2 separate regions of the Homo sapiens genome follow, and region 2 is linked to region 1. The links are chromatin loops, found by intact Hi-C in ENCODE. Cell type or tissue: IMR-90. All regions are shown on one strand.

The links. Hi-C counts contacts between places; a loop is a spot of excess contacts. Peaks named below come from ENCODE experiments on the same cell type or tissue, not always from the same donor. Only the 100,000 strongest peaks of a DNase experiment are listed, where the experiment ranks them.
Region 2: a loop joins it to region 1, with 9 times the contacts of the local background. A loop is called at or near these places in 17 of 110 quality-filtered maps.

Annotation. Positions count from the first base shown.
Region 1 is chr18:77,052,911-77,057,910 of GRCh38, reverse strand. The region is part of intron 3 of MBP (myelin basic protein); the gene reads left to right. Among named protein-coding and RNA genes, the nearest start is that of MBP-AS1, 75 kb to the right of the region's middle. RefSeq lists enhancers at 2,682-2,811, 2,862-2,911, 2,305-3,206, 4,312-4,812. In IMR-90, a CTCF peak has its summit at 2,775; DNase peaks (open chromatin) are centred at 2,770 and 3,090; H3K4me3 peaks cover 156 bases; H3K27ac peaks cover 2,708 bases.
Region 2 is chr18:76,800,291-76,805,290 of GRCh38, reverse strand. The region is part of intron 2 of ZNF236-DT (ZNF236 divergent transcript); the gene reads left to right. It also overlaps the pseudogene RNU6-346P. Among named protein-coding and RNA genes, the nearest start is that of ZNF236-DT, 20 kb to the left of the region's middle. RefSeq lists a silencer at 2,966-3,015. In IMR-90, CTCF peaks have their summits at 1,356 (motif pointing left) and 3,084 (motif pointing left); no DNase peak of the experiment used is centred here.

The DNA.
Region 1 (5,000 bases):
AGCTTGCAGTGAGCCGAGATCGCACCACTGCACTCCAGCCTGGGCAACAGAGCGAGACTCCGTCTCAAAAAAAAAAAAAAAAAAAACACTCCCCGCCTTCCTCAGGTGTCCCCCTTCAGAATTTTCGTGTAGCGGTTTTTTAAATCATTGCATCTTTGTTTAAATTTGTTTCCAAGAAACGGCTATGAGAAAATCATTTTTTGAGATGCTATTTTTCAAATGATGTGTGTATTTAATGCATCCAGGTTAGTAAACTAAGCTACAAGACTTTAGTAAGTAGCTGTCATTTCCGATGTAAAATTCCATTTGGACCTGGCAGTCGCGGGAGCTCCTCTCTCCTTGTCCTTCTTCACACACAGTCCTTGTCCTTAGAGATAATCACTGCACGGCCTTTCCGTGGGAATATTCGGTGCTAGTGTGAATGGATCGCTAATTGTGATTCCGTGGCTGCCTGAGGCCTTGTATTCCTGTCTAGACAAGCCACAAAACCCATTTTGTGAAATAGCATCTTTGGGCTGGGTATAAATCATAGAAACAAAATCACAAGTTGGGGGATGAAGGAATATTCAGATTATCTTGTCTGACCCCGCCTTGCATGTCAGATGAGGGTGCAGCTGCCAGGCAGACACTCAGGAGCAGGATCGGAGCCCAGTGCTCCCAGCCAGCCAGGGAGACCGCAGCTGGTTCCTTGAGGGGCAGGGCAGTTCTCATGTCTGTCTGACAGATGTGAAAACAAACACTGTAACAGTTACTTCTCCTCTGTGCGTTGAAGTGAATGTTAATGATACTTTATATCATTAAAAACCCAAACACACTTCTGAATATTTACCCTGCTTCATTGTAGTACCCAGGCAGTTCTTGGGGGACATGCCTCCTTCCCGTCTCAGAGGATGTTTGTTTTGGGCCAAAGACCCCCTGCTTCTCAGCGGCTGAGTGGTGAAATCTCACGCCGTGGGTGTGGGCGTGGTCAGGGCACGTGGGAAGCCGGTTCTCCTCGGCAGCCTCTCCTGAGAGCTGTCGGACAAAGGTCTCGGCTTCTAGGAGTTACTTTAGTGAGGCCATGTCATTTGGTAGTTAGGACTGTGGACTCGGTTCCCCTGTGCAGAGGGGGGTTGTGTGCTCAGCTGCAGGTTGCTGGGAGGACTCAGTGGTGTCAAAGAAAAGTTACCCCAGGGAGAGTGAGACAGGCAGGGAAGACGTATCCCAGACTATTGCAGTAGGAGAGAGCGAGCTGAACTCCACCCTGCTGAAACGAAAGGCGGGAGGGTTTTTAAGCACTGGGGTGAGCTGGTGGGAGAGTCCTGGAGGACATCGGATGGAGGCCGGTTGGTGCAGTCAGGCCAGCAATGTTTGCAGATTAGCGCTTACCACAGTTAGGCCCCTGCCTCCCGCAGGGACTGGGAGCTGAGGGTGTTATCTTCCTTGTTGGTTACATTTCAAAGGCTCCTGGGTCCTTCGAGAAGACAAAGCTGGGCAGTGAACTGAGCAAGAGGCCAGGAAAGGGCCGATGTCTCAAAGGGACGGAGAAATAATTCATAGTGGCAAGTTTTCTAGAGACAAGGAAGTTGGGGCTGAGAGTCCTACAAAACCTGTTCAAGGTTTAATCCCCCGGACGGGAATGGCAAGGCTGTCTGGGCCAATGGTCAGTTCATGCCTCCAGTTTAGAGCAGCACCTGGTCCCTATGGGTCCTGTGAGCCACATGGACACCGGGCCAGGCACAGGAGACAGCAACAGTGTGTTCCCCAAAGCCTCTGCAGACCCAGCCCCGGGCGCACGGGGTCACGGATAACAGGAAATGCACTGCCAGCGGCCTCACTGCCATGCGCTGGCACAAATGCACCCAGGTGCTGCCTGCCCTTCATCCACACGGTCAGTGGAGCGCAGCACGCTCAGCCGTGACACCACAGAGCCACAGGGATGTGTAAGAGGAGTCGGGGAGGGGGAGCCTCACTTCGTTTTTTCTTTTTTTCCTTTCTAAAAATTCCAACAGCTGCTCTAAAACCTTAATTATTCCAAGCAAGTTTCTAGAACCACTGAGTTTCTGGGAATGTCTGGGTTTGCAAAGTCACCAGCTGTGTTTGGAAAGACATTTCCAATGGGGTTGAACTCTCCAGTGTGAATGAACTTTTCTTGTCATGACCTCACTGTCTGTAATGAGGGCTTCCTGATTGCAGTTTGCTTTACCTGAAAACAAAACAGAGGCCAAACACCACCTTATTTAAAGCAATAATGGAAGTTATCCTATGAAAGATAGCAGCCCACCAGCAGATGTGAAAAGCAATTACTAGGTTAAAAAAAGAGAAAGAAAGAGAGAGAGAGAGAGAAAGAAAGAGAAAGAAAAGGAAGGAAGGATGAAAAGAAAGGGAAAGAAAGGGAAGGAATGGAAGGAAAGGAAGGAAAGAAAGGAAAAAGAAAACTGAGCCCATTTTAAGCGCAGTTCATCTTTCCCAGCCAGGGAGGATGGCAGAGGTGGCACTGGGCTGGGAGGGAACAGCCACCCATGCACCTCCTGGGTCAGGGGTTGGGCTTTGAGGATGTGGGTTCTAGAAGTTTACAGTTATGTGCCCCCTACTCTGGGCATTTTATCAGTTGGTACAAAGCCACTTCCTCCCAGGGCAGGACACTCTTGCACCAGCTCAGCTCAGCTCCTTCCTGCCTCTGGGTTTCTGCTGACCCTGCTCCTCCCACACAGAGGCTGTGCTGGAGTTTGCAGCAAAGCCGCCTGCTGTTTTCTCTACCACAGAAGGTGGTACAGACACGCAGGGCCCAGCAGCAGCAGGCGGCGCTGCCGTTCCTCTGTCTCCATCCACGATGTGCGTGCCCAGAAGGTTCCCTTCTAACTGCGGGGCCTCCCAGAGCAAACTCATGATTACTTCCCATGGTTTGCATACCTTTATGATACTGAATTCCATAGAATGTTGACATTTAAATGTGTGCGTGCATGCAAGTCCCTCACCTTCTCCTCTGGGCTTTCTGTGCCAAAGGTCATTTTCCTGATAATATGAAATTGATCATCTGGAGATCACAGTGGCAGAGCAGGAGAAAACAGGATGTGTGCATGGTGACATTACCCACCGCTAACAGGAACTGGAACTTGAGATGTGTGCATGGTGACGTCACCCGCCGCTAACAGGAATTGGAATTTGAGATGTGTGCATGGTTGTGTCACCCGCCGCTAACAGGGATTGGAACTTGAGCTCTCCCCTTATCCAGGTACAAAATGAGGAGCACTATTTCTATGTCTTTGCTGAGAGCACTGATGGCTGATTGTGCCAAGGACCCAGGGAAGCTCTGATACTTAGCAAGCACCTCTCCCATCACCAAGGCCCAAGCCCTCCTCTGCCCACCTGGGTGATTAAGTGGGTCCCAGCCTCCATCCTGATCCATCCCTGTTGGTTCTCCCTGCCAGCTAGCTGCTGAGCACCTCGCTCCCTGCTCAAATCCCCTCCACCTGTTCCCCAGGGGCCTCTCCAACCACATCTCCTGCGGCCCCTCCCTCCCGCAGCCTCCTGGGTGTGGCTGAAGCACAAGCTCTGCCCTCCTCCTTAAGTCTCTTGCCCAGATATCCGGGGGTGAGCTCTTCGCTCCATGTCCCTTCTCGTTGACATCTCCCACTTAGAAGTGCAGCTGTGTCAGCGCAGGTGGGCTCTGCAGGCCTGCCAGAGGAACTCCTAAATCTCTGAGGCTCAAGGTGATGTCCACTCACATCATAGCTCAGCGAGGGCCAGGCGGCTCTCCATCCAGTGTGCCTGGGAGAGTCCTGTGGCTTCCACATAGAGTCTCTGCCATCGGAGGGCAGGGCGGGGAGGGACCGGGAGGACAGCCCAAGGGCCAAGCACCCTGCAGACCAGGCCGAGGGGCAGTCATCGCGTCCACTCAAGTTCTGATGGCCAGAAGCATCATGTGGCCCCACCTCGAGGAGGGGGCCAAGAGGAAGAAGGATGCAGAGTGGGGCAGTACAGTCACCTCTGTCACAGTCCCTGATTATGTTGTTTATTGTCCGAGCCCCGACTCCGGATGGAAAGTGAGCCCCATGAAGGCAGGGACATCTGTCTGTTTTGTTCGCTGAGATATCCCAGCACCTAGACGCAGGCCCGGCTCATGGGACGAGCTTCATCAATATTTGCTGGATGACTGAGTGACAGGTGGGACACCCCTCGTCCCTGCTGCTCTCTCCTCTCCTGTCTCAAAGACTTCATTTGCACATGGCAGTGTTCCACATAAAATGCCAGCAGACAGTGTGCCTGAGGCCTGAACTCTTCCCTGTAAGGAATTCTGCCTCTATGCTACAGCTCAGCAAGTGATGCACAGAAGTGCCCGCAGCTCGTGCATCAGAGTGTGTGTGTGTAAGAGTACCCGTGTGTGCTTTGTGATGTGTGCACATAGCATGTGGGGTGCACACTATAGAAATGCTGTTCCAACTGACAAAATGTCCCTGGAACTCGAGAGATGCTTTTGTTCTTTGGAATTAGGGTGAGACTCTGAAACCACAGCCAGCCCCCGTAGCGGAGCATACCGGCTGACACTGGCGTCTTGGCTGCAGGGGCTGAGGACGGAGCTCAGTCCCGACCCAGCTGAGTGTGCAAATGTCCAGCTTCTGTGTGCCCCTTGGCTGGACCTGCAGTGGGGCCCCTGCCCACCCCTCCCCTGAAGCAGCCACCATGAGGACAGGTGCAGGGAAGTGGGAAGCAGCCATGTCACTGCAGATGCGGCCACCCTCAGCCAGGGCTCCTATCACTAAGCCATCTGGTGTTGAGCTCCCTGGAGACATGCGAGCCTGTGCTGTTCCCCTCTCTGCTTCTGGGACAGCCACGCTGGCCTATCACGGGGACACGGCATTGGTTGGCTTCTTTTGGGGCCTTCTATTTAGCAGGAAACTAAAAGTTCCCCTTTTTCAAATGATCCAGGGCAGGCAGCTGAGGTCTAGCGTGGACTCACACCCATGTTCCCCAAAACCTTGCCAGTGGCTCCACAGGAGGGAGTAGGTTAGGACGGCAAG
Region 2 (5,000 bases), 250 kb after region 1:
ACTATTGTAACCTCTAGGTCCATGAATGACCCTCATCTTCAGTAAAAGTGGATTCACGCTGGCAAAGTCTGCTTTGTTTTATTGTGACACATGGAACATTATGGATTTTGGTGAATAAAAACTAACTTAAATTGAAGTCATTCTTGTAAAATGAAAATACATTTTTCTGCTGTTCTTAACTTTATAATATAGATACATACTATGTCTTATGAAATAGTAAATGGAAAACACGATTCAAAAAGCGCTATTTTGGTAAATAACTTGCATAAAGGGCATATGGACAACACAAGTCCACAACACAATAGACAACAGACAACACAACCTGTTACACAGGCACTCAAGTTCGTCTGCAGATTTGGTTTTCTTTTTTTTTTTTTTTTCACTCCTGATGCCCAGGCTAGAGTGCAATGGCGCGATCTTGGCTCATTGCAACCTCTGCCTCCAGGGTTCAAGCGATTCTCCTGCTTCAGCCTCCCGAGTAACTGGGATTACAGGCATGCACCACCACGCTGGGCTAATTTTGTATTTTTAATAGAAATGGGATTTCTCTGTGTTGGTCAGGCTGGTCTTGAACTCCCAACCTCAGGTGATCCGCCCGCCTTGGCCTCCCAAAGTGCTGGGATTATAGGCGTCAGCCACCAGGCACAGCCTACAGATTTGGTTTTCAATATCACTTGACATGCACAAAGTACGGGTGAACAAGCACTTTTATTCTTTTTTCTTTTTTTCTTTTTTTTTTTTTTCTTTTTGAGATGGAGTCTCGCTCTGTTGCCCAGGCTAGAGTGCAGTGGCGCAATCTTGGCTCACTGCAACCTCTGCCTCCCAGGCTCAAGAGATTCTCCCACCTCAGCCTCCCGAGCAGCTGGGATTAGGACCACCACGCCTGGCTAACTTTTGTATTTTTAGTAGAGACAGGGTTTCACCATGTTGGCCAGGCTGGTCTCAAACTCCTGACCTCAGGTGATCCTCCCGCCTCGGCCTCCCCTCAGCTGGGATTACAGGCGTGAGCCACCGTGCCTGGCCACAAGCACCTTTTTTCTTTATCTCCTATGTTTGAAATTAAAATGAAAAAAATGTATAAACCTTATTTAATTAACAAGTGATGAGTCATTTTTAGTAAATGGACCTAAATACCTTAAGAAAGCCATCAAGTGTCAAATAGAGAGATGTAAGCTACCATGGAGAGCCTTTCGGGACGTATGGAAGGAACCAGTTTGCAATGACAACATGCTGTGGGTGGTGCCTACCTACACTGAAAGATTCGGATGGGTTTTTCAGAGTGCCCTCTTCACTGTCTTCCTTCACCCAGCCCGCCTCCTCTTCCAGGACTCCGACCCACTTTCCTCCTGCGCCCTCTAGTGTCTGTCTGCTTTTCCGTTCCCCCCATTTCTACCTTAGGATTTTTCTGTGCCTTTCATTCATCCTCCGTCTGCGTCTCCCGTGGTACTGACTTCAAAACCCCTGACTGTACCGAAACTCGGTGTGAACGAGGACTGCAGTGCTGCTGGGGATGCATTCTCCATTTGTACTTGAAGAGTTACGTCAAAACCTAAACTGTAGGCCTGACAGATAATGATAATTTGTCTATGGCAAAAACATAAGCTTAACTGCCTATCCTAATATAACAGGAAGCTAAACTATTTATACTGAACTGAATTCTCCTACATTTACAACTCATAAACCTGCAGCTTCCTGGACAGGCAGCAGACACTCCCAAACTCCGCTGTGTCCTAGTATATAATACTTTCGGCCAACCTACATGTGTAACTTACATCATTTTCAGAATATGAATGCTTCAAGTGGCATATTAGACATTAATAATTTAAGCAATGAAATTAACTGATACAGAATATATAGGTAAATAATAAAAGAAGTAATTAAAAATCTTTGTTTCATCAGTTCATATTAGCTATATATGTTCTCAAGTCTCAAAGAAAAGGTATTATTTCAAAGCAACTTAAAAAATATTTAAAAATTAGCACCCTATAGTTCTCATTTAATAAGTTAAATGGGTAATTAATTGGCATTTTATTTCAATAGAAGCTTATTTCAAAAAGCTTTCTACAGAGTTATTTTGTGTAAAATGGTAATTATGCCCACAATTTTCTAAATGAAGCTTGCAGAAAGGGCTCATTTTTGCCATAAACATAATTTTCATTGATGTTTCCCTTAAAGACAAATGTTTCCTTCACTGAAATAGACTTTTGGAAATTGTTTAATTATTTTTACCTTGGCAATTATGTCACCTTCCTTGAATATCCTCATTAATTACATTGCCACTGGTACCTCTGAAGTATTTGGTGTTTTCTTAAGTTCTTTAAGCTCTTTATTTTATTTTATTTTATTTATTTATTTTTTGAGACAGTCTCGCTCTGTCGCTCAGGCTGGAATGCAGCGGCCTGATCCCGGCTCCCTGCAACCTCTGCCTCCCGGGTTCATGTAATTCTCCTGCCTCAGCCTCCGGAGTAGCTGGGATTACAGGCTCGCACCACCAAGCCCGGCTAATTTTGGTATTTTTAGTAGAGACAGGTTTTGCCATGTTGCCCGGGCTGGTCTCAAACTCCTGACTGCAAGTGACCCGCCTGCCTGGGCCTAAGTTCTTTAAGATCTTAATGTAGAGTCTGAAAAGAGGGTTTCAGTCTGGGATTAAGTGCCTTTTTTTTTTTTTTTTTTTTTTTTTGCGACGGAGTCTCCTGCCTCAGCCTCCCTAGTAGCTGGGACTACAGGCGCGCACCACCATGCCCAGCTAAGTTTTTGTATTTTTAGTAGGGATAGGATTTCGCCATGTTGGCCAGGATGTTCTCAAACTCCCAACCTCAGGTGATCCGCCCACCTCGGCCTCCTGAAGTGCTGGGATAACACGTGTGAGCCACCGCTCCCGGCCAAGTGCCAATTACTTAATATTCCTAACTTTTTAACATATCCTAAAATACAACTCCACACCCAAGTTCAGGCGCTCGCGGATGGTCTTTTGTTGGCCGCACTCCTCCCTCCGGCTCTGCTCCAGCCCAGCCCCAGCCTCCTACCCTGGGGGCACCGCTGTCCCGCGGCCGAAGAAGCTGCGCCGCACCGGCCTCTGCCGCCACCTGGCGCCCGGCCGGGGCACGACGCACTGGACACCTTCCTAATAATATGAGCCGCACGCTCCCGTGGGGCACCCCTGACCCTCGCGGCCGCGCGTCTCAGCGCCCCTTCCGTGGGCTGCGGGTCTCACCCCCCAATCCCACTCCCACGTGGGCCCAGGTTCCTTCCGGGTTGAAAGCAGGGAACCTGCAGAGCTCACTCATCCTAAAAACGACCTTAATCCTGCTAGCCTCCAGGAGCCCCGCACCCTGCTCGCCCTGGCCCCGGGGAGGGCACCCCATCCCGCCACCCCACACCCCAGAGCCGACTCAGGGCTAAATCCTCCCCTTAGCTCCGTCAGGGCCCTGAATGACCCCCCCGCACACCCGTGCGCACTTCCCCTGGGCTGGCCTGACCCCCATACCTGCAGCCCCTTCTTTGCCCAGTCCCTCAGCTGCTCTCAAAGCCAGTGTCCTCAAGACTGCGCCTGTCACGGTCGTGCGTGGTCCCCACGCAGTCGGCGCCTAGACCTATCCTACTGGATCGCCCAGAGGCCTCAACGGAAGGCTGTGCTTTCTTTTTTCTTCTTTGGGGGGCGAGGGAGGCAGGGAGAGGGGTCTCGCTCTGTCGCTCAGGCTGGAGTGCTGTGGCGCGATCTCGGCTCACTGCAACCTCTGCCTCCCGGGTTCAAGCAGTTTCCTGCCTCAGCCTCCCAAGTAGCTGGGACTACAGGGCCCCGCCATCACACCCAGCTAATGTTTTTAGAGATGGGGTTTCGTCATGTTGGCTAGGCAGGTCTTGAACTCCTGACCTCAAGTTATCCTCCCGCCTCAGCCTCCCAAAGTGCTGAGATTACAGGCATGAGCCACTGCTCCGGCACTTAAAATCCACTTTTCATTACACATCACAATAGAATTGAGAAATGGTTTGTTCTTGTTATGTAGAATAAGAGATGACACTTCAAAATGATGATTTTTAAAAATTTTCGCTCAGCTCATGGGGCACCCACTTATTGAGCTTTTTATCTTTCCAATTTGCTTCAAATGCCAAACGACCATTGAATGGCCAACGTTGAGTTCTTTGGCAACTTCTCCTGTAGCGTAAGAGGATCAGCTTTGATGACTGCCCTCAATTGATCACTGTCAACTTCTGAAGGCCGGCATCTATTGGCAAAACTTCTCGAACCACCACTGCACTGTGTGTGCCCTAGCAGTTTCTGGGCCAAATGAATTGTTGATGTTGCCAGTTGTCTCTTCTGCATTTTGACCTCAAATAAGAAAATTGCTCAAATTTGCTTTTTGTCTAACATCATTTCCATAGTCTAAAATAAACGTAAAATAAACAGCAAGTAATGTCATTAGCAAAAAAAATAAAGCGAGAAATGCCCGTTAAAATGATGTATGACATATTTATTTAAGAACATATTCCAATATCAAACAGCAAATTCCAACAATGCAAAAACCACAATTACTTTTGCATTCACCTAAAATTGGAACGATACAGAGAAGACTAGCATGGCCCCTTAAAAAAAAATACATAAACTGCAGAAGGGATTATTTTATGTAGTCTAATTTGTTTTGTTTGTTTGTTTAGACCTAAGTATTGGCCAGTTTTTCATCCTTACATTTTTGTGTGTCTGACCTTCATCTGGCATCATCTTCCTTCTGCCTGATATACAGGTATATTTTTTACAAGTTTTCTTAGTGAGGATGTCTAGTGGCAAACACTCATTTTTTTTAACTGAAAATGTCTTTATCTTACCCTAATTCTTTTTTTTTTTTTTTTTTTTTTGAGACTAGATCTCACTCTGTTGCCCAGGTTGGAGTGCAGTGGCACAATCATAGCCTAGTATCCTCCATCTCCTGGGCTCAAGTTATCCTTCTGCCTCAGCCTCCCAAGTAGCTGGAACTACAGGCATGCACTGCCATGCCCAGCTA